Regions from separate parts of the Homo sapiens genome. Here region 2 is linked to region 1. A link is a loop called in an ENCODE intact Hi-C map of the cell type or tissue named here. Cell type or tissue: breast epithelium. All regions are shown on one strand. Each heading gives the region's core, and the rest is flanking DNA. Links, peaks and the distances in the headings are about the cores only.

Region 1 (12,309 bases), core at 2,475-10,474:
CTGGGAGGCACAAGAGGCAGCTCCGCCCCTGTAAGTGGGAAGCCAAAATCCACAACAGGCAAGGCCCAGTGAGCACAGCCTATTTCAGTCTAATTCCAGGCAAAGGTCTATGAACAGAGGTTCCTATTCCAGGGAGCTGGAAGGAGGCATAGTTTTGTATAGTGTGTAGTACTGTGTAATAGTAATGCCCACTGCTGCCCTTGGCTTCAGGACCATGCCAGATGAAAAAGAGTGAAAACAGGTTTACAGGCAGGCGAGAAGGCTGACAGAGTATCCACTGGTGAGGCTGATTCTGGTCAGCCCCTGCCGGCCTCCCCCACCTTCCCAGTGACCCAGGACAATCTGCAGATGTGCCAGCCCATTTATAAAAGGGTCCTGATTTTCCTACCTGTAAAATGTGATGGTTAAATGAATTGACCTCTACCACCTCTCTAAGTCTAAAATGGTGTACTATCTATGTTATCTTAAGATAAAGGAACATATATAAGGCTTCAGTACAGCAGATGAGATTTCTTAAAATACACAAACGAGTGGCTAACTTTTTAAAATGAATCCAGAACCTAACTTTTTTCTCAAAACCTTTTGCTCATATGGCTTTTTTGATCATCAATAGCTATTACTGACAAACCCAAACAAACCCAAAGATCTAGACTTCATTATCAATCCAGGCTTCAGAGACAGCTGTACAGAACTTTAGACTTACAAACCAAATTACTTAACTCATATTCACTTTTCTGAATATTTACTTTGTGGTTTTCCTACTGATTTTCTCAGAATAAGTTGGAGATGACCCAAAGCTCCTAAATAACTCTTGGTTATAGGCACTAGTTTACGGAGAGCTGGCATCTCTCTCTTGGGTCCTTATTTACCTAAATATCTCAGATAAAATTCACTTTAGAGTGAATAGGATGCAATGTTAAGACTTACTATGTAGCTACAGTAATCAAGACAATGTGGTGTGGGAGGAGGGATACAGTGATCACACAGTTCAACCAAGCCAGGAACAGAGGACCTGGAAACAGACACACACCAATATACCCAAATAATTTTCTTTTTTGAGACAGGGTTTCGATCTTGTTGCCCAGGCTGGAGTGCAATGGTGCGATCCTGGCTCACTGCAACCTCCGCCTCCCAGGTTCAAGGGATTCTCCTGCCTCAGCCTCCTGAGTAGCTGGGATTACAGGCATGTGCCACCACGCCCAGCTAATTTTTATATTTTTAGTAGAGAGGGGGTTTCACCATGTTGTTCAAGCTGGTCTCGAACTCCTGACCTTGTGATCTGCCCACCTTGGTCTCCCAAATGCTGGGATTACAGGCGTGAGCCACCATGCCCGGCCCCAGATGATTTTTAACAGAGGTGAAAAGTGATGCAAGGGAGGAAAACAGTATTTTCTAAAATATTGCTAGAGCAACTGGACATTGATAGAGGAGGTGGGAAAGGAAGATAAGGGAGGAGGGAGAGGAAGAGGGGAGGGAAGGAGGAGGAGAAAGAGAAGAAGAGCCTTTCAACCTAAACCTCACACATTATACAAAAATTTACTCACAATTAATCATAGACTTCCATGTAAAACTATAAAACTTGTAGGGAAAACAAAAAGGAAAAAAATCTTTGGAGTCTGGGAGTAGACAAAGGTCTTTAGACTTCACACCAAAACCATAAGAGGAAAAATTGTCAAATTGGATGTCATCAAAATGAAAAACTTTTTCCCTGCAGAAGAACCTGTTAAAGGAGGGAAAGACAAGAAAGTATTTGCAAATTACATATCCAAAAAAGGCCTTGTGTCTAGAATATATAATGAACTCTCAAAACTCAGCAGTTAAAAAAAAAATTCAAACAATCCTATTAGAAAATGGGTGAAAAACAAGGACATTTCATCAAAGAGGAGATACGGAAGGCAAATAAGCACATTGAAAGATGCTCAAGATTACTAGCCATTGAAGAAATGTAAATCAAGGCCACAGTGACCATTAAAAACATCAGACCAAATGCTGACAAGGATGAAGAGAATCGGGATCACTTGTACATGGCTGATAGAAACATAAAATAGTACAACCACTCTGGAAAATTTTGTCAGTTTCTTATAAAACGAAACATTCAATTATAATAATAGGCTATAGCAGTGTACTCTTGGGTACTGTCTTAGTCCATTCAGGCTGCTGTAACAAGACTACCATAGACAAGGTAATTTAGAGATGATAGAAATGTATTGCTCATGGTTCTGGAGACTGGGAAATCCAAGATCAAGGCACCAGCAGATTCAATGCCTGGTGAAAGCCCGTTCCTCATAGATGGCACCCCTCCATGTGTCCACACAGGGTAGAAGGAGTGAAAAAGGTCCCTCTGGTCTCTTTAATCATGGCACTAATCCCATTAATAAGGGCTGAGTCCTCATGATAAAATCAGCCCCCAAAGGCCCCACCTCTTAATACCATCACGTTGGAGGTTAAGTTTTAACCTATGCATTCTGGGGGAACACAAACATTCAGACCTCAGAAGGCATTTATCCCAAAAAACTAAAAGTCATGTTCAAGCAAAGCCAGAACTATCAAATGTCCTTCAACAGGTTACACTGATTCATGTATATGATGAAATCCTGCTCAGCAATATAAGAAATAAGCTATTGATACACAAAACAAATGGATCTCAAAGAAATTAGGCTGAGAAAACAGCCAATCTCAAAAACTTATATCCTGTGAGATTTCATTTACATGACACTATTGAAATAATTTAGAGATGGAGAACAGATGGGTGGTTACTAGGAGTTAGGGATAGCAGGAAGAAAGGGGAGTGGCTATAATGGGCTAGCACAAGAGAGCCTTTTGGTGCTAGAACCACTCCATATTTTAATTATGGTAGTGATTATTACAAATCTGAATGAGTTCCGTGGACTGTACTCATGTCTATTCCTGATTTTTATATTAAAATATAGTTATGCAAGATGTTACCATGAGGCAAAACTAAGTGAAAGATACATGGAACTTCCCTGCACATTTTTTGCCACTCCTTAAAAATTCATGATTATTTCAAAATAAAAGTTTGAAAAAAAAAATACCAGGAGCTTTGGTACCATCTTGGGTTCATGTTCTGGCTCTACCACTACTTTGGATAAGTTAGTTGGCCTATCTGGACCTTTGTTTCTTCATGTTTAAAATAAGGAAAATAATATTTGCTGGCAGCTTAGCGAAACTTAAGAAGAGAAAAAGAAAAATAACAACAGATCTCATCTCAGATAAATGGGACCAGATGGCAAGGTATTTTTCAAGAATAGTATCATATATGACACTGCTTGTATAATTAAGTTACACAATCCCCTTACAACTTTTCACAGTCCATTGATAAATGTGACTTTTCTTTTTGTAGACAATATTAGGTTTATACTTAAAAGCACTGTTATTAGAACAATAGCCATGTCACCATGCAGACCGGAATATTGAGGACAAGTAAACTTCTGATAGTCCGTAATCTGATGAAACACACCTCAAAAGGTTAAAAAAACATTCTACAAGGATAAGTGATTTGACCTGGAATTCGATACGGTTCATTTCCACATCAAGATCAAACAGATTAATTAGCTGCTTTTTAACCAAATAAATACTGGTTGCTTTAGAGAGCAGACAGTGGGGAAAAAAAAAAAAAAAAAACTTCAAAACTCAGCACTAGCCACTTTTCTCTGTAGATCCCTTTCATGGTTAGGTTTTCCAGGTTCAATTAGCAAAGGATACATACAAAGAAACGTTGAAGATCTTGGCTAGCAACTTGACACCCTCAGGCCTACCTGGTTCCTTCTTGCAACGCAACGGAAATTCCTGTGCCAGTCACTTGCTGGCTGCAGATCCCTGCCAGCCCATGTGAAAGCGGCTGCCAGCCTTCAGGCAGCAACCTGCCTGGCTATGTCTTGCGCACACTTCCTCTTGCCTCCATCCAAGACCAGAGGGAATGGCCACTTGGAGCCGATGGCTAATGGTGGGAACAACAGCAACTCGGAGCCAGATTTTGTCAAATTGTATTTGAGAAAAAGGAGAGAGGACAGGATGCCAAACAAATGACAGCCTTAGTTCTATTGCTCAAAACAATTTTATTTGTTTATGCAATTGATGATGGCAAAACACATGAGATTAATAAAAACTTTTTTTAATAAGGCAAAGAGACTTGTGAGGCTTTGTGAGGGCTCTGAAGTTTCATTTAAACAAAGAGTCTCCTGAAAATCTGTAATGCAGAAATTATCTCATTACCATCACACAAAAGAATGATCACCCCCCACTGACATGGCCTCCTACTCGCAGTTGTATTTGAAGAATACATTTACCAAAACCATTTAGAAAAAGAGTCTCTGGGCAATTTTTTTTCTTTTTCCAGTATAAGTTGAGGAAAAAAGCATATAGTTACATATACAGCTCTTCTGCCACTGCAACGGATTAACAGATAAGGCTGTTTCTCCCCTTCTAGTCCCGGACCAAGTACAAATCCAGCCTACAACAGTAACAACAAAATACCATAAATGATGTGGGTAACTTTCTAATTCCACCAAGGCATGGTTCAAGAAAATCAGAGCCTCTTTAAAGGAAATCAAGTGACTTTACTGAAAATGGAAATAGGCCTATTACATATTTAATATCCCATCCTCTCCATTCACTCCTATTTTGCTCTCTTTTCTTACAAAATTGTTTGCCCTGGGCAGAGGCTTCTGTTGACTGAGTTAGAGGCGAGCAATAGGAGAAAATGGCTTCCAGGAAAGGGGAAAACACTGGAAAACCTGGCCAATGTAAATGATTTCCAAAATCTGTTTGTAATCACAAGTCCACCTACCTACTAGACTTGAGGCTATGCAGGAAAGTCAGTGCTGAACCAGGAATGAGGTCAGTATGACAGACCTGAATCTGCCTTGGTTCTGTTCCATAATCTAGGCTGAACAATCCAGAAAACAAATGCAAGTGAATTGTGTAGACAACTGACACACCAGGAACTAAGGGTTACACCATATACCAAAACTCATCCAACAATCAGATTGGGATGCCACAGCTGTAAAGAGAATCAGGGAATCAAACTGCTTTCCTATCTCCAAAGAAGAATCCTCCACGAGAGGGACTTACTGAAGCTTAAACAAAGAAAACTGAGAAAGATTTTCCACTATCTAAGTCAGACAGTCTCCACATTCTCCCTATGACTTTGGCTGGGTATTTGAGGATCATCTTTGACTAAGTTCTCTTGGTAATTTTCCATATCCAGTTTCTGTAACTTAAAAACTTAACCATACTTTAAAATGCTAAGGGCTCTTCCTTTCAAAGCTTCCCTCCATCTCCAATCCTACTGCCGCCCCCCAGTGACCTCACACCTAGACTAATGAAACCACCTGGGCTGTTCTCTGTGGTTTCCAGCTCTGACCTACAAACACATAGAGTACATCACCAGCCCCCGACTTGTCCCACCAGCACCCCACTTGTTCCCACGCAGGGTGGGAAGCCATTACAGCAGCTCCTGGAGAGATCACGAAGGCTCAAAAGCAGGAGACAGATTAAAGTTATAAAACTTTTATTCCCAGGCACCTTGAAAGTTATCATAATGACCTAACACCGTGACCCTACCAAAGGTAAAATTCCCTCACCTATAAAATTAAGGTTGTAGATTTCATCAGTGGTTTCTCAATTAAGTATGCGGGAGTGTGGAATGGTCAGGGGAAGAGTTTCCAGGGCCACTACTAAAAGAAAGATGAGCAGCTGGGCTCCGGCCTCTCTGCCCTCAGTCAGCTCCACCTGCACGTTTTGTACAGTGGGCTTTCAGGTGGGAGTAACTGAAGACAAAGTTCTACGATCACTTCTTAGAAGAAACCATAGCCTGGGCACGGTGGCTCATGACTGTAATCCCAGCACTTTGGGAGGCGGAGGACGGCGGATCACGAGGTCAGGACCATCCTGGCCAACATGGTGAAACCCCGTCTCTACTAAAAATACAAAAATTAGCTGGGCATGGTGGCACGCACCTGTAGTCCCAGCTACTCGGGAGGCTGAGGCAGGAGAATGGCTTGAACCCAGAAGGTGGAGGTTGCAGTGCACCAAGATTGCAACATTGCACTCCAGCCTGGTGACAGAGCAAGACTCTGTCTCAAAAAAAAAGAAACCATTAACGGTCTCGATCAGATTACAATTAAAGTCCCATCTCACTCTAAAATTCTGTGATACTATGACTTTTGGGGGGCCTATTAGAAGACAGTAACAAGGAGCTGTCCTGGATGCCTTCAAATAAGCAAACTCAAAAAATATTCAGTAGTGGCTGAAACAAGCGCTTATCGAGCATCAAGCGGGAAGCTGACAGCACTGAAGGGAAAACTAGGCCACAGGATTTGCTCCTGAGCAGTTTCTCAGAGTCCTTTTCTCCAGTTCCTACCAAGTTGAGGGAACTTTTTCCACCAAGACACAAACTCTAGTCTTTTGGTTTAGGTTTTTGTTTCTTTACTACCTGTCTGCAGGATAGGGCTAAGAGCTCACATCGCCACCAACCTGTGCAACAGTGTGGCTGTGAAGGCTGCAGTCCAGTCTGGCCTCCTCAAAGCATCCTCTCAGATGTTTGAGACAGACTGGGGCTTACCCCAGAAGGTAACTCCTGCTGATAAGAAATCCTTCCTAGGGCCAAACAAATCACTGTTTGACTCTTGAGGCATTCTTCACTCCTGTTTTTCTTCCTCCTCCTTCCTTCCTATAAGAAAGGTGTCTTTTAAGTATATCTACCAGGAAACCTGAATAGTTAGGCGCTTTCCCCTCTGAATTTGTTCCGTATCCCGCTGGTGATTCATGCCCCCAGCCTGCTCCTTCCTCAGTACACTGAGGTGGCTCTGTTCTGCTCAGTTGTGGGAGGCCACGTCAGCAGGAAACAGCACTGGCTGCCAGGTCACATTCAAGACAGTCTGGAGCAAGGCAGCGTGCAGCACATGCAGGACAGAGGCCGCCTCTGTGGTTTCTCCCAAGTGCAGGGAGCACTCGGCTTGGAAAAAAAGGCTGGCCTCTGAGCACTACAGCAACACCAGCTCAGGGGAGACACAGAATACTATCTTTGAGACTTTCCCCGTTTTTCAATGTTCCCCAGATATTCCCAGCTCTAGAGTTATTATTTTCTCTTCTTCTCCTTTTCTTAGAGGGCTTACTGTACTGTATCCAAATTCACATTTGGAAAAGGCTGCCACAAGCCAAATCAAACTTCATCGTGGCTTTCTGGCTCCCAAGCCCGACAGAGGAAATTCTGCACACCCCATCAACCAATCTCAGCGGTCCCGACACCCATGAGTCAGGATGGAAAACCTGACCCAGGGGCCGACACAGAAAAGTGGTCACTACAGGCCTTTTTCCTTCTAAACACATACGGTAAACACAGTAAACAAAGAAGCCATGCCAGATGTCATCATAATACCTCACAGGATGGATTCACGACAAGCAGCAAATGAATTGTTCTGTGCAAAGAGACAATGACAATACCACATTTCACGTAGCTGGCCCAGTGAGTCCAAAATCAATCCTCATGTAAACCAACATGATTAAGGGGAAAGAGCTGAAATAGCAGGGCTCCTAGGCACCTGGATTCCTAAGCATTTAATTTGTTGCAAATTTCAAACAGGGGTCCCGTGAAAAGAAGAAGTGTGATTTTTTTCAGAAACTTTGTAAGTTGAGCACGTTCCCCTCTGCTATCAGGGGAAGGGCTCTTAAAAGACAGCCCCAATGTCAAAACCTTCTCTCCAAAAATACCAGGTTTGAAGAAAAAAAAAAAAAAAAGCCCTTCCCATGGAGAATGTGAGTGGCAGAAACAGGAGAAAAAACAGGAAACAGGAGGTGAAGACAGGGAGTAGTTGAGGACATGAAGGGTACGGAGAATGGGCAATGGATGGAGAACGGACAGGAAGCAATGCAACACACCCGTGGAAACACAGCAAAGGCAGTCTGATTCTGATCCTGATTCTGACAATTTTGCCAGGCACTGCGCTACTACTTAGAAGGCGTTAAGTACCCCATACATACACACAGAAACCCAAATGCAAAAGGAGTGGGGAGTGAAGGGGTGAGGCTTCTAAGAGAGGTCTACAGCAATATGGGCATGAAGAGTGAGCCAGTAAAGGGAGAAAACCACACAGAGCCAGGAGGCCACCTATGGCTGCAAAACCAGCGATTTTTGTGAAGAGGAATTGGCAGCCAAAACAAACCGAAATGTTATATAGGTACTTAGAGAGTTGGTGATGTAAAAGGTATTCCTTTTTATTTCCAGTCATTTGTGAACATGAAGAAGCCTGACAGACCCTCTAAAGTGAGCGGCCAATTCATCAAACCTGGTGATCAGACAGGGACTGAGTATCCACAAGTGGATATCACCAGCTCCTCTACTGATGGGGAGAATGAAAATATTAGATTCTGCTACCTTTTAACTTACTGAAAACCAGAGAAATACAGTAAGCCCTCACATAACGTCATCCACAGGTTCCTGGAAGCTGCAACTTTGAGTGAAATAACGCATAACCGTTTTTCCCCTCATCAATGCTGTAACAAATCCACATCGAAGGAAACAACGCAACTCAAGGACCTGTTATATGTTTCACTTACAGTTTCCAAGAACCTATCCACAACATTACATGAGGACTTAGGGTATTTCAAGTTTAATTAGCTACCGCAGGTTTTAAATAAATATACATTTTCATGGAAGAAAAATCACCTACTAATCTAGGATAACATTTTAAAAGCATTTCCAAAATTAAAACTACCAAATCTCAAATACTTCTTGTACATCTGGAATAAATTTAAATTAGTTATTATGCAAGTGAAGTATCTAGAGGTAGATGGGCTAGATCCAAAGGTAATATATCTCTCTTGGTTAACACTGTAGGAAAAAAAAAGAGGTTGGGGGAGTGGGGAGTGGAGTCGGGGAGACGGTAAGTAAAGAAAGCTAAATAGTTTCCATATAAAGTTAGAAGCACATTTAGATTGCTGAACTGGGTTATGTAGTTTTTAATAGGATAATGCTACAACAGCAAACACGTGAACAATGGAAACCTTAAAATTATTTAAAACCCAAAGTGTAGACTTTACCAAAAGGTTAGACAAAGCAGAACACACGGAAGTGGTAGCACTGGCAAATATACACTCACACATACAGAGTGTGTGTGTCTGTATGAGTACACACAAATATGCATACATATGCACACACAAAAAATAAATAAGGCTTTCCGCATAATGAGACAAACTAACAAAGAATATCACAAGATTATGACTTGTATGTAAGTCCTCCAGGGCATATTTAGAAGCAATGATGTTTAAACAAATTAGTCATATTTCTACAACTAAGGAGATTGAATAGAAAGCTATCTCAATTTTTTCATACACACAAAATGATTATGCAAACACAAACTTAGAAAAAAAACCTATGTAGATTTGTTATTTTTTAAAAAATACCTAGATGAGAAAAATAAAGAGTAGTGTATTTTATGGATTATTTGAAACTTGAAGGATAAACACTTGAGCGGATGGACACCCCATTCTCGATGATGTGCTTATTTCACATTGCATGCCTGTATCAAAACATCTCAGGTACCCCATAAATATATACACTTACTATGTACCCACAAACTTTTTTTAAATAAAAAATTATAAGCATATTTCACCGATTCCAAGTACCTTTTTCACATTTTCACATCTCCTGAAAAAGGAAGTCAACTTAATCGGTGGTGTTATCTCTTTTGTAGAGACATTTAAAAAAAAAGAATGATGCATTTAAAAACCAATGGCATAGATTTGACAAAATGACACCAAATAATCCTAAAAAACCAACTGGAAAAGGACAACTATGTGTAATGCCCCATAGATGAGAGACAAGCAGAAAGGCCATCCCATCTAGCTCAGCAGATAAGAGGTGTACGCATGGGGGATGGGGAGTCAAGACACACACACATCCTTTAGCTGAGGCAGTACACCTAAAATGAAAAGGTACCACTTCTCTGTTTTAGAGTTTTTTCATTCACAAATAATTCAAAACCTTAAATATTAGACATAAAAGTTAAATCTACAATTTTTTTTGAAGTGCAACGTAAACTAAATACTTATGACAATACTATCTTTAAAAATATTCTGGGACCCAATAATTGTATCTAAATCTCTGAAGGTGAGGCCCAAGCATCAGTATTTTTTAAAAATCTCTAGCTATTCAAACATGCAGCCAAGTTTAACAACCAGTGAGAGAAAGCACCCGACATGGCTGGGCGTGGTGGCTCACACCTGTAATCCCAGCACTTTTGGAGGCCAAGGTGGGTGGATCACAAGGTCAGGAGTTCGAGACCAGCCTGGCCAATATGGTGAAACCCTGTCTCTACTAAAAATACAAAAATTAGCTGGGCACGGTGACGGGCACCTGAAGTCCCAGCTACTCGAGAGGCTGAGGCTCGAGAATCGCTTGAACCTGGGAAGCGGAGGTTGCAGTGAGCTGAGATCATGCCACTGTACTCCAGCCTGGGTGACAGAGCAAGACTCTGTCTCAAAAAAAAAAAAAAAAAAAAAAAAAAAAAACACCCAACATACAAAAGGTATACACAAGCTTTTTTAAAGTAGCAATTATTAAAACAAGAGAAATCACACTGGATTAATTTTCTTTCCTGTTGTTACTAGTCAAGAGTAACATATGCTTATAAAATTTTAGAGAAATTTATGTAGGACCTAAAGTAAGGTCTCAATGATAATTTAAAATCTCACTTTCAAGTAGAAAATCCTAGATAATTAAGCTCTTGAAATCTGCCCACACTTGAACCTATTTAAGTAAAGCTTTAAGTATTTTCATAAAAATTAGGGACATATAAACTGCAGAGAACGCCACAGGAATTAAAGAAAGAAAAGAGAAAAGGGGTGGTAAAAATAATTTTAGAAATTATCTGTTCTAATCCTCTTATTTTAAGGTGAGAAAACTGAACCCCTGATCAATGGAACCAGACTAAATGGTAAGGAATTGAAACCTGTATCTGGGGACCCTCTTCCTCTTCTCAGAGCCAGAAGGTTTCAAACCGTTAGGTGTCTTCATTTAAAGTGGAAGAGAAAATTTAAGAATCTAGTTAATTGATTTTTTACTGTATAAATTCAAGTCCAATGACTTTTCAAGTGAATTTCATAAAAACAAACAAAAACAGCTGCACATAACAAAGGGTCTGTGGAAGGTGCAGAGTTAGTAAGATTTGTATCAGTGAAGGGAAACAGGCTTGAAACAAATTTAAAGAGGCCAGACTGGTAAGGCTATTTCACCCTTCCTGTTGAGCCATTTCCTATGTCTCCTAAATACATTATCCAGAGCTACTTTTCAGCACTTTGTCTCAAATTCTAAAGAATCTCATTTTCTTCAAAGTCTGCTCTATGGTTAATTACTTGCCTTCTAACTACTCTGTCTATAGCCAAGAATAGGTAGAATGCACCTGTTGTTCTTGAGTTACATCTGAGATGGAGCCTGGCATTCTATTCGCTTCTGAGGAATGTTAATTGCTGATACCAGCATGACAGGTGCAATGAGGAGTAGAAAAATGATCAATGAACTCAACCACTGAACAGGAGCAGAACTCAGACACTATGAGAAAACTCCTCAGTGCTGTAACTGTAATTACTAATAATACTCAGTCTGGCAATCAATAATTTGACGCTTGAAATAGATTTTTTTAAACAGGGCCCGAAGTTCTAAATTGCTACAATAGTCTCTGTCCACGTGAGAAAAAAAAGAAATGTGTAATTCCATTTTCCATGTTACTATGGAGCCAATTCACTCACCTCAACTGTCTCTCATGGCTTCTCTCTTCTGTAGGCAATGTTCCTCAGTTCCAGATCATTACTGGTGTGGAGTCCTATCTATTTTGAATTCTGAGTCACTTCCTTTCTCACCAGTTTCATGCTTTAAAATTTTCCCATTTTTGTATAGTACTTTACAAAATGAAGCCAACTTCCATATTGGCCCACTATTTTTTTTACCCTCCACATTGGCTGCTTCTTTTACCGTGGCCCAGTTGACTGGGAAAAAGGGATGTACTTATTGCTTGAATAAGTACATCCCTTATTTAGATGTTTAGAATATTTTTCATATTTTTTATAAGTTTCCTAACTTGATGATCTCCAAATACTACATAATATTATTCATTAGACTTTAAAATAACCTAACGATATCTCTGGCAATCATATTTATTCTTATTATGGGGAAACTGAGGCACAGTGAAGAAAAACAAGTTCCTAATAAAATTAGGAACTTAATAAAATTAGCAACTGAATTAGGAGATGGAAACTGAAAGACTACAAACAAATCCTTTGAAAATTAGAGTC
Region 2 (12,309 bases), core at 2,858-10,857, 150 kb before region 1:
TATGATAAATAATTGGGAGAATATGTAAATCACCTACTAAACTACCCAGTTTTATAGGAAGCACTCAGTAAACAGTTGTTATTGCTCTATTATGGTTAGTAATAAAACCTCAGGGGCCCAGTAAATGGTAGTTAAATTAATAATGAAATTCTTCTCCCTCTCCTTCCCTTCCTTCTCTCTTTAGAGTCACACAATCTCTGAGTCCCAAAACTCGGATCTCAGGTGAGTGCTCTAAGTCCTAAACTGTTATTTTAGGCTCTTGCAGGCTCAATCTGGAGGAGAGGATAGTGATGCACTTAAAGTTATAAACAACTGACAAAATCAAAGTTCTCTAAGATGAGAACCCATCTCTAAGATGAGAACTCAAAAAAAAACTGTTCTTTGGTAGTTTCTTTGATGATATCCTACCCCACTACTAGTCCCTTAATTCCTTGAGGGTGGGTACACTGACTTAGGTTTTTGTTTTGCCTTATCTCCTGTGTAAGTAATAACTGTTGCTGACGAACAAAAAGATGTCAGATCTTTAGTGCTTTCAGCGTCTTTGTGGATTCAAGGACAGACTGGCAGCCAGAGAATGTTCCCCTGTCCTTGTGCCCCCACCTGGAGCACTTTGATCAGGGAATCTGTTCTAAGGACATTTAAATGAAAACTGAACTAAATCCAGAACTTTCAAGTTTGTACATGACTGAATGGAACAAGAGTATGTTTCTGATTTACAATTGAGGAAAGGGAGAAAGAAAATGTGAAACGTTTTCCTCCTAATAAGAAAATTCTTTCTTGAAGTTGCTGGTCTGCCTGAGACCTGAAATTCATCCAGGTTTTAAGCAGAGTATGCATCAGTGATTCCCAACTTTAGGTTTATAAGACCCCGGGATCCCTCAGGTCATCTAAAGATGAGTTCTTATATTTTCCAAACAAAATGGATTTTAATTCTTTCCTTACAAAGATATATTTACATATGTATGTGTAAATATAGAGCACATTTTTTAAATGGATGTGTATACTCTAAGGAATTAAACAATGATGCCAGTTGGGTGTTAAAACTCTGAAAAGGTGGGGAATCACTGACCTGGATTATCCCTGGAAGCCAGGAAGGAAAATAAAATAGTTCAGATTCTAAGCCAGTTTAAACTTTGCTTCTGTCCAAGTAACACACTCAATGCTGGCCACTGGCTATGAGAATGCAGCTGCCCACCTAAGAGGGATCAACTGAGGCCCATGCTTTGCTGCTAACCACTACTCTCAATTGCTTTCATCAGCTCCCTAGACCAACCTGACTCTCTGGGCCAGAAATGAAAAGATAAAATATTTCTTCACTAATAATGGATCTTCCTAGCCATTTTCTTTCTTTCACACATTACTATTCTCCCCCCAAACCCTAAATCTTTATCTCTACCTCCATCTATTTTACATTTTAAATTATATTTTAAAATATTGATGTAGAGAAATAACTGCTATAGAGATTGATAACAATCTACTGTTTTCTCACAAACACACAACTATGATTAACAAGCTAGTGATGCCTCTTGAGGAAGGGGCAATATGATCTCTCTTTGGTAACAGCTAATTTTAGCCAGTGAATTGTGTTTCATGAAAATATATAATTCAGTCTTTTTTTCTTAAATAATTAGTAATCCTGACTGGTGTATGGCCTAAGTAGTGAAACTTAATGAAGTACTAACATAGTTTAGATCACTAAATGTTCTAGGTTGTTTTATGTATTAAACATTTCAGTATCACCACTGAAATGTGCCAAAAGGGCCATAAAACTACTTTATCTCTGAATCTTTCTTGATAAAAACTTTTTGCTAAAGTCCTCAAATGTTTGTTGAAATGAGCTAGACTATTAGAAAGTGATAAGATGTAGGTATTTTAAGTACCTATATCACTTATACGTGTTGCTTATGACCTGAAGACATTTAGAAAATACTGCTGCAAAAAAAAGCTAAAGCTAGATTTTGCAGTTCCCTCCTCCCACCCCTTTGCCCAACTCTTACAGAAATGACAACTTTTGATATAACAGTTGGTTGCACATACTTACTATGCAGAAAACCAAACATATCACAAGACTGGAGTCGTGCTAAAAAATATTTCAAATGGCTATAGACTGACCTTATATTAACTCGAGACTCTTTCTCTGTTGCCCAGGGTGGAGTGCAGTGGCGTGATCATGGCTCACTGCAGCCTTGAAACTCCTGGGTTCAAGTGATCCCCCCTCCTCAGCCTCCCAGGTAGCTGGGACTAGGAACACGTTGCCACCACACCTGGCTAATTTTTAAATTGAGACGATTCTTGATGCTTTGAGCTACCCACCTTCCACTGCAGGGTTAGTGAACTTTTGCTCCTATGTGCCAGCTTAGGGGGGAAAGGACACTCGGGTGCACAGCTGTGGGTGGTGAAGCTAACAGGCTCGGAGCAGGATCCCTTTACGGAATTGTACATGGCATACACCCTGAAAACAAAACAGACACAGTCAGTGGCAGTGACTCATCATAGAAGACCAGGATTCTTATCTTTGTTTCACCCTAAGGCTTTCTGTAGATGAACAGAATTTCTTACGGAGTGAGTATCATGCTCTTGCTCTTATCTGTTGGTCTTGTCCTGACCTATGGTTAGCATTAACAGGGGACAGTCATCCCAACAGGTATTTGTCTCAGTGTGTGCCACCCAGCTCCATTTCAAGATAGGCAGGATCTACTGACTAGAAGAGATTATTCTAAGTAAGAAAATAAACCTTAACCCCAGAACGATCTCCAAATATATGTTCTAAAACCCCATGAGCTACTCTCTGGTTGACTTTATCTGGAAAAAGGCTAAGAGTTAAGAGCTGGATAAAAAGGCAAAAGAAACAGTAATAAGAGGTCACAGACTGGAGAGAAAGCATAAAAGTACAAACAGGGTAGATACCATCTTTGAACTACATTTAATACTGTACACATTTATGTAAAACTAGGGATGTTTCACAGAGAAGCTAACAAGTGTGACTTTCTCTAATTCCACAAAAACAATGTTCAGGTACAGTTTAATCCACGTGAATATTTAACTCTTATACATGAAGCCAAGATTAAAGATGTTCGGTCTGTACACTAAAATGTTTGGCTCAACACTGCAACATATGTGCTTGATTTCTCCAGAGAAGCCATGAAGAAAAAGCATAGAACATACTATTAATGCCACACTCTTCAAATAGCATAAAATAGGGCTATGCTGATTTTTATCATCTTCCTACTATTCCATTTTTTATACTGGGAATTTATTTTTTCAAAATTGAAAATGTACTCTTAAAAAACAACAACAACAAAGAACACTTTGCTGCCTAAAACAGATGCAAGGATTAAACTATTCACAGAGTTGGCAAATAGATATTGAGCCCTTAATTCTTATAGCCACCCTCTCTGAGGTAGGGAAATCTTATTACCCATTGCAGACAGAAGGAAACACAGAGATGAAGTACATTTCCCAAGGCCACACAGTTAGAAATTTGGATCAATGGTATTTATCCCTGGAAGTCTAACCAGTATATACGGTATTGCCTATTCCCCTTGTTCATCCTGCAATCATGTTCCTCTAAACACCACAATCCACTTCCCTTAGCCCTACCCAATGAACACAAACAACAGGTAAAGATAACAACATTATGGAAGATAGGTCCCAAGTGTGTGTGTGATTTGCAAAGTCATTTCTCCACAAAGTCCATCATGAAAAATTCATAGAGGCCATACGTCAAAGGCACTAATAGATATGTCTACTTTGTACCTCAAAAGATAAAAATACATACATATTACATATTTGATCTATTTGCCTTATGGGAGGACAGCATGAAATTTGATCCAAACAAATAATGCTTATCATTGGGATGCTCTCCACCCAACCCCTGATGAAGGAAAAGGTCCTTTTTGCACGCACTGTAAGTAGGCACGTGATAATATAAAACTAAATGGTAGATCTGGTAAGATCATTTCCCTGTGTCAGGATGGGCTCACTGGGAGTAAGTTACTTTAAATGAATCACAACATGTTCCAGACATGGGCAGGGCTCAAGCCTGAACTTTGATACACAGAATTCTCCAACAGGTGACTCATGGGTTGCATCTGACCCAAGACACATGTGTATGTGTGGTGGCAGTGTGCAAAAACATAATGTTTTGAAGTATTAGAGCCACCTATGAATTAAAAGATACAGGCAATGACCATCACAAAAAGAGACAACCAGACACCATGCATTCCTAATAAAGGACTATGTCACTACCTACAAAACTGTCTTGGCAGAAAAACTGAACCTGTATCTGATTAAACCTCTTCATTGCTTTATGGGAAATATAGAGGACAGGAGAACAATATTAAGCAACACAACACGGATGCAGTCAGCCAAACTCATACTTGTGGAAGACTCTACAGGACAAACAAATTAATCTAACAAACAAGTTGCAAGAAAGAGAAAAAGATAAAGGGAAAAATGAATGGATTAAAATATATTTAAGACATATCAACCAAACCACATATTCACACATTTGAATTCCAATTACAACAAACTAAAGAAACAAAATCTTCATTCTTAGAACTGAGGAAATGGGAACAGTCCCGGGATTGTGAAGACATTTCAGGTGTGTGTGATGATGGTAATATAGTTTATAGGTGAAATAATATGATGTCTGAACCTTACTTCAAAATCATCAGGGCAGGGGAGAGGTAAGTGAGGACAATGAGGTAACAGAAGTTGAGTGATGAGAGTTCATTAAACTACTACTATCTAAACTACTATCTACTTCTGACTATATCTAACATTTTCTGAAATAAAAAAGTAAAAATTAAGCCTTCACTGAAAAATATCTGGAGCGCTCTCATTTTAAAAACCAAACTTCTGGCTTCTCTTAAAAACTCAAGGTTTTAGCAACACTTGGCTTTTTTTTTTTTTTTTTCAGATGAAGTCTCGCTCTGTCGCCTAGGCTGGGGTGCAATGGCATGATCTCAGCTTACTGCAACCTCTGCCTCCCAGGTTCAAGTGAGTCTCCTGCCTCGGCCCCCTGAGTGGCTGGGATTACAGGCACTTGCCATCATGCCTGACTGATTTTTGTATTTTTGTAGAGATGGGGGTTTCACCACGTTGGCCAGGCTGGTCTTGAACACCTGACCTCAGGTGATCCACCCACCTTGGCCTCCCAAAGTGCTGGGATTACAGGCGTGAGCCACTGCACCTGGCCTCACTCGGCCCTCTTTCCTGCCCTGTAGTAATGAGCTAAATCTGTGGGCAGCTCCCCGCTTTAGATGGAGCAGGTGCTGCAGAGTTCGCTAGAGTCCCCATCATTCCTACTGTCTCCACAGCACTGAGACTGCTTTTCAGCTGACCCTTACCCAACCCAGTTTAGCTGTTTAGGTTCTCTGCCTCCACCCAGTAAGTATGTCAGTTTGCAATGACTGGGCATTTGCCTACAAATGCAGAAGTATACCCAGGCAGATCAGGTCCTATATGTTCCCAAAAACAGCCACCGCCAAAAATCCATCTGGATAATAGAGCAGAGGGAGGAAGGCAGGGAAACAGCCTGCAAAGTACTAGCAGGATGCAGTCAGTTGTCTGGGGAAAGGTAAATTTGGTCTCAGTAAATTCTTTGTTCATTTTTAGTGGGATTCTTGGAGGCAGCAATCCATACTTCCTAGGCTGGAGAGTCGTAAGTGATGGAGACTCCTGGTGGCCAGGCTGGGAGGATGGCAGTGAGGATAAAAGTAAAAGAACCTGATGCAGGTTAGAAATTTGAGGTTGTTGAAAACAGACAGTTGTATGGGCCAGATGGAGTTGGCTATTTTTCTTGCCTTTAATCTTAAACAATGTTATGCTAAGGGTCAATGCTTTTCACACATAATATTTTGTCAGCCATTTTGCATGGCAATGTAAGTATGCTGCATATAGTACAAAAATTGGCACCACACTTAAGTATCCCTTGATTACATCTGTCAATTATAGTAGTTCAGTAAATGGACAGCAACTTACTGTTATAGTGACTAGCAACATTTTTACCAATAACTTTTATAGAAAAGAAAAATCTCTGCTAATGATGCTACATTTTAAAAGAATACTGCAATTTTTTTTTTTTCCACATAATGGCAATGAGTTTTCCATAAATATCATCATGTAAAAGGAGTATCTGTAGAGTACGGTCAGTTTCTTGGGTTAAATAAGTCAGCAAACAGTTCAGTTTTTGTTGCATTTATCCCAAGAAAAGAAAACATTTTTCTAACAATATAATTAATCTTGTTTTCACATTTGTTTCAGCTTAAATCCTGGCTAAATGCTTAGGAAACAGGTGCTCCAAGAATTTCAGAAGTATGCCTCCAACTTTTTCTAGCACGATGTAACATACTAGGAGCCACAGTTTTTGGTCAATAACATGTATTTTATAATCCTTCACTGTGCTTGTCAACCATATTTTTGGAAATGTTTCATTGCACAATTTTTCTGGGAAATGTCATTATATGATATCATCTCTGGGCAACTTGTTTGCCAAATTGTTTAGGCGGATGACTAGAAAACTGCTTCAAAATTTTCATGAAATTGCTATCCATTCCATCACTCAAATTACTGATTATCCTATCGCTGATAAAGATATAAATTGTTGACTCCCGCAGTAAAATGGTCATTGTAATGCCATTATTAATTATAGAACTACCAATTAAAAGACAAATATACTTCTCTGGCAGATGCATACACAGCATACATTTGTGTATGTATACATATTTATTTGTACAAATAAATGTATATATGTATAAATGTTCATGTTTGTAAAATTACATATTTATATATATATAAGTATTTAAAATATAATGCAATTTATTTACATATTGGATTTTTCTCATTTCTCCACACAATCTCTTGTCTCTCTGTCTCTGTCTCTCTCTCTCAGGCACACACAAACACACACTCTCACACACATGCACACACACACACTCTCTCTCTCTCTCTCTCACACATACACACACAGAGACAGGAGATTTTTTATTAGTGGCTTTATACAATACATAACACAATGCCCTTTACAGAAGCACTGAATAATCTTGACAATTACAAATGGATTCCTTTGAAATATTGTATGAACATTAAACCAAAAAAATTTATTTGTGTTAAGAATAGGGTAACAAATATGAAAGTGATTTTAATAAAGGTCTTCCTAAATTTTGCTAATCAATGTATGCATCATAGAGGGGTATTATCTTCCTCAATCACCACTAGGAGATTAGGAGAAAAAAAGAATAGTGACTGAACAGACGTGTAAGAATGATACACAAAACCTCATAGTAAAAGTGGAAAAGAAGAAACATTTTGTAAACCTGAAATGTCTTGGAATATAATTTTCCATGTGGAATCTGGCTCAAATGGCATGTCAGATGCCAACTGGAGCAGCCACAGGCATGTGAGCTACAGCACTGTCTAAAGGATGCCACTAGTCTCAATATATTCCCAGTAACAGTGAGTTGGTGGAAAGAGCTGTTCTGGCCTAGTAACTGAAGGCAACTACCAGGCAGTTAAATGACAGGGCTTCATGACTGAGACTGCTATTGAAAAAGAAGAAGGTTTGTGTGTCTGATGGGTGAACTCATGCAATAATACTAATATGGGGGCGGGCATGGGCCGGGGGAGTTGAAAATGAGAAAAAGCATTATATGAAGATATCAAGCAATCAATGTGAATAAGATAGACTCAGAGTAGCAAAATGAAAAGTAACAAGGAATACAAGAACAGAAGTCTAGGTGAGACTTCAGTACATGATTTAAGACAGAAATCTTACACTTTTAATCAAAATGTTGCAATATTAAGAGTTGGAAGAAAAAATGTACCTTGTTTTGTGCTGCTAAAAGAAATATCTCAGTTTTCATAACTGGCTCTACAGACTTCCATCACTTTCTAAATTGGTAATGCACAAACAAAAATGGCAAGGAATTTATTCACTTATTTATTTATTTATTTAGAGACAAGGTCTCCTGCTGTTGCCCAGGCTGGAGTGCAGCAGCTGCAATCAGGGCTCACTACAGCCTCAACCCCTCTGCTCAAGCGATCCTCTCACCTCAGTCTCCTCAGTAGCTGGGACCACGGGCATACATCACCATACCCAGCTAATTTTTCATTTTTTGTAGAGACAAGGTCTCATTATGTTGCCTGGGCTAGTCTTGAACTCCTGGGCTCAAGTCATTCTCTCGACCTCTCAAAATGCTGAGATTACAGGTGTGAGCCACTGCACTCAGCGTAATTGTTTATTTTGCAGCTGTCCAGTAATGAAATTCTTCTGTAGTTGCTGTTATGAAAATTTAGTGAAGAAACTATTTCCACACGGCCTTTTGAGGCCTTATAGGTGACTGCTACATTTAAAATATTTGCGGCCACTCTACATGATAAAAGCTTACATTCCCAGAACTAAGATTATTAACTGGACTGTAAAAAGAGATTTTGCTCCTTGTTTTCAGTGTCAAGTAAAATACATCTTCATCTCAATAAAAATGTGAGTGATATGATCAAACTATATACAGATTCAAAGAACTTGCATCATTAAGTCCTTTTTATTTTCACAGCTTGGAAAAACTGCAACGAGCTTGGGAAAACCAAAAGGTAGCACTTATACATGACTTTACAGGTCTAAAATAGATTTGCACATATATTTGCTCTCATCCTATTTTCCTGAGGCTGGTATCATTATCATTCTCATTTTATACATGACAAAGCGAGACCAAAGAAGTTTCAATGGCTCGCTTAAGTACACACCCTTAGTAAATGACAGAGCCATTAACTTCAAGTTGCAAGCCATGTCCACTATGCATCATGCTGCTTCACCGAAGCAATTCAAGGCAGAGGAAGCTACATCTAAATAAGAGTTGCAAGTGTTAAGATTCTTCTCTAGCCTAAAAAAGACAAGACTGTAAAAGGAAAAAGAACGTATGATCTATATGGACTGTGCATTAGGCAGTGCACAAAGACTAAATCTGGACTATAGACGTTTTTATTAGGAGAGAAAGGATGTTAAAAAAATACTAAAATTGACCATCCCCAAGGAGAGAGAACTTCCTATCTTCCTGGAAAGCAGAGAGGTAGAACAAATAACAGTTGGTGGCACCCTAGGTTGTACGTGTTTGGTGTCACATGTGTGTCAAATACCAAATGCAAGGAGTCCCAAATGTGTCAGGAGAAAGTCTAGACCCAAGGCCCCTAGATGGTAACCACGTCATGCTCCCATCCTGTTCCTTTTGGGGAATCCATTAACTATTCTATCTGCCCAGAAGTTCAAGATGTTCATAGGTTTTGTCGGTAAAAATAGCTGATGAGCAAGTGTTCTCAAATTTACCCTTTGTAATAAGGGTTTAAAAAAAAAATAAATGGAACAACAGACAGGATGGTAAATAAAGAGAAGACTCTTCATAACATTTAAGTTTCTTAAAAAGGATATTGTAAGCTCATGAATGAGCAGGAAATTAATAAAGTAAACCTTTACTAACCACAGGAACAATAAACTGTTAAAGCACGGAGCAGAAAGAAACATATGTTAACAATGAATAATAGATAACATTTACATGACTTTTACATTTTCTGGTTTTACATTTTCTGGTTTGTTGTTAAATTGACCATTTTGAATAATGGTTAAACCATTTCTATTATCATCTTAGCTTCACAAATTACACAGATCTTCTTGTACAGAGTGTGTGAAAAGCTCAATACGTTTGGGCGGAAGCTAATTGACTCAAAATCCAAAGTTTTGATTTAAACAGGAGGAGATGGTTGCAAGAGAGCTCATCTAAACAATATGATAGCTGAGCAGATGTGCACTTTATGCCTTAAAACAAAACAACTTACTCTGATATACATTACTTTAAACTTATTTTTAAGAACTTATGCAGCTAATAAGATATTACATCCTCAACGCACATCCTTGCTTTACTACCTTTTTTTTAACTGAGAAAATCATGGCAGAGCGTTCTATGTGAATTGACCAAAGTTAAAACAGCCCGTTCAGGGCAGAACCAGACTCACACTCAAGCCTCCTGGTAATTCATATACGCTCTTCCTACTAGGCTACCTTGCCTCCAACCTCATCCCGAAATCACAAAGAAACTCATGATGTAAATTAACCTTTGGAAAGTATAGTAATAGATGTATATTTCATGCTTACAATTTTATTCTGCAATCTTTATGTATGCATATATAATTGAAAAAAAAAAGGGAAACAATGTGTTGTTGTACATCCAGTTAAATAAAACTATATTTTCTGGGGAACTTAAATATTAGATAAAATAAAGATTAAAAAAAAGTTTTTTTAGTGTTATGGGTCATATTCAGACCTTCTTATTGGCAAATAAATAGATGGATGTATCTTTAAATAATCAGATGGTCTCTCTAAAAAATTCAGATAACACTTTCCTCCTTACAGATCTGTGGTTGGCTGGGTTTCTTCCTAAAATAAGCTAGCCCTACCTTCCAGAGTAGTCACAGTAGAGATTCCAGAAAATCACAGGAGAGATTTCAGGCTACATACTATGCCACATGGGTTAACTGTTTAGCCAAATTGAGTTAATTCTCATCAGAGATAATTTGATGCTTGTATTACTTGTCTTTTTCAAAATCTACCAGCTTTTAAGGTCTAACGGTGTGCTTGCAACATGGAAAGGGCTTCTTCAGTCATTTGGTCTGAATAAACAGTTTATATGATGGTCTATAAGAAACAATGATATGCCCATGGTGACAAAAGTTTCATTTGTTTTACAGAAAGAAACTGTTAAACCATAGTCCAATAGATCTTAGAAGACCATGTAAAATTACTTTTAAAATGTTTAAAATGATTTTCAGTGTTTAACACCTACTTTTCTGTTCACAGAAGCGCTTCTGTGTCTTCCCAGTTACGATGCTCTTGAGAGTCAATGAATGGCCCATAAGCCATGGTTCTACAACTTTCAGCAAGGTAAGCAACATTCACCAAAAACTTAAAAGGGAGTACATGTTTTTGCTTTAGCCACCTGGATTCTCCAATACAGTTTGGCTCTTATATCCTAACTCACCTCACATGATAATCTGTTGCTGGTCTAAGATCTTTCAGGTTACATTCTAATTCTTCTCCACTGTAAAGAAAAAGCATTCATTAGTTGCTAATTCCAGTTTCAAAAGCAAACGAGATTTGGAATTTGGGTGTCCAGTAATGTACTGACAATAATTCATGAACTATTATGTCAGATTCCACCATAAACCAGAAATAAACTTTCTTATTTGATATTATTATTTGTTTGGGACTAGAAAATCAGGTTCTTTTTAATGATGCCATCTTAGATCTCGAAAATGGCATGGTTAACTTACTAATAAAATTCTAAAAGATCTTATCACTTCTTACGAGTAAATACATATAAGTAACTAAGTAAGCAAATGAATGAATGAACAAACAAATGAATAAAAATGATCATACCAGCTGTTAACAGAAGGCACTTTCCACACTTACCTTGGCAGGAACCTCAATTATCTCAACTCTGGACTGTCTTAAGAAAAATCACAATCTCACTTCCTCACTTACCAATGCACCGAACAAATAGCTCTCTTCAATAAAATAAAACCATTTATGTCCTCAAAAGTTGCAACTGAACCTCACCTTAAATCATGAGGAAGTAACCAACCAAAATAAGGAATGTTCTATTGAAAATTTTTAAAAAGGTTAAAGGTGTGTGTGCATGTGACTTACTTTGTGTTCTTCAAAAATATCAGTGTCATAAAAGTATAAGAAATATTGTGGAATTGTTCCAAATTAAAGAAGGCTAAAGAGACATGACAACTAAAGGTACTGTATGACCCTAGACTAGCTCCTGCGCGGGAAGGGGTGAAAACTGCCCAATTTTTCAAAATATAACAGGCATTATTTATAGACCAAGCGACAAAAGCTGGAATATAGACAACAGATAAAAGTATCATATCAATGTAAGTTTATGAAGTTATAATTACACTGTGGTTCTTTAAAAAAATTCTTATAGGAAATATCCTGAAGTATTTTGTAGTAAGGGACCATTACATATAAAACTTATGAAAAAAAAGGCCGGGCGCGGTGGCTCACGCCTGTTATCCGAGCACTTTGGGAGGCCAAGGAGGGCGGATCACGAGGTCAGGAGATCGAGACCATCCTGGCTAACACGGTGAAACCCCGTCTCTACTAAAAATACAAAAAATTAGCCGGGCGTGGTGGCGGGCACCTGTAATCCTACCTACTCAGGAGGCTGAGGCAGGAGAATGGCGTGAACCCAGGAGGCGGAGCTTGCAGTGAGCCAAGATAGTGCCACTGCACTCCAGCCTGGGCGACAGAGC

The links. Hi-C counts contacts between places; a loop is a spot of excess contacts. Peaks named below come from ENCODE experiments on the same cell type or tissue, not always from the same donor. Only the 100,000 strongest peaks of a DNase experiment are listed, where the experiment ranks them.
Region 2: it touches region 1 in a loop (7-fold over the local background); 3 of 110 quality-filtered maps call a loop at or near these places.

The regions. Positions count from the first base shown.
Region 1 is chr3:172,148,028-172,160,336 of GRCh38, reverse strand. All of the region lies in intron 3 of FNDC3B (fibronectin type III domain containing 3B), which reads right to left. LOC124906304 (a long non-coding RNA gene) reads right to left here and starts at 1,625. Exons shown (of 2, transcript XR_007096169.1): 1 at 1,545-1,625. RefSeq lists enhancers at 6,962-7,051, 6,764-7,058. In breast epithelium, for the core only: a CTCF peak has its summit at 3,937; DNase peaks (open chromatin) are centred at 3,836 and 6,876; H3K4me3 peaks cover 866 bases; H3K27ac peaks cover 5,411 bases.
Region 2 is chr3:172,297,506-172,309,814 of GRCh38, reverse strand. It overlaps FNDC3B (fibronectin type III domain containing 3B), which reads right to left. Exons shown (of 26, transcript NM_022763.4): 9 at 11,028-11,087; 10 at 2,314-2,452. Among named protein-coding and RNA genes, the nearest start is that of GHSR, 140 kb to the left of the region's middle. RefSeq lists enhancers at 3,942-4,236, 8,326-8,994. In breast epithelium, for the core only: no CTCF peak of the experiment used is centred there; no DNase peak of the experiment used is centred there; H3K27ac peaks cover 87 bases.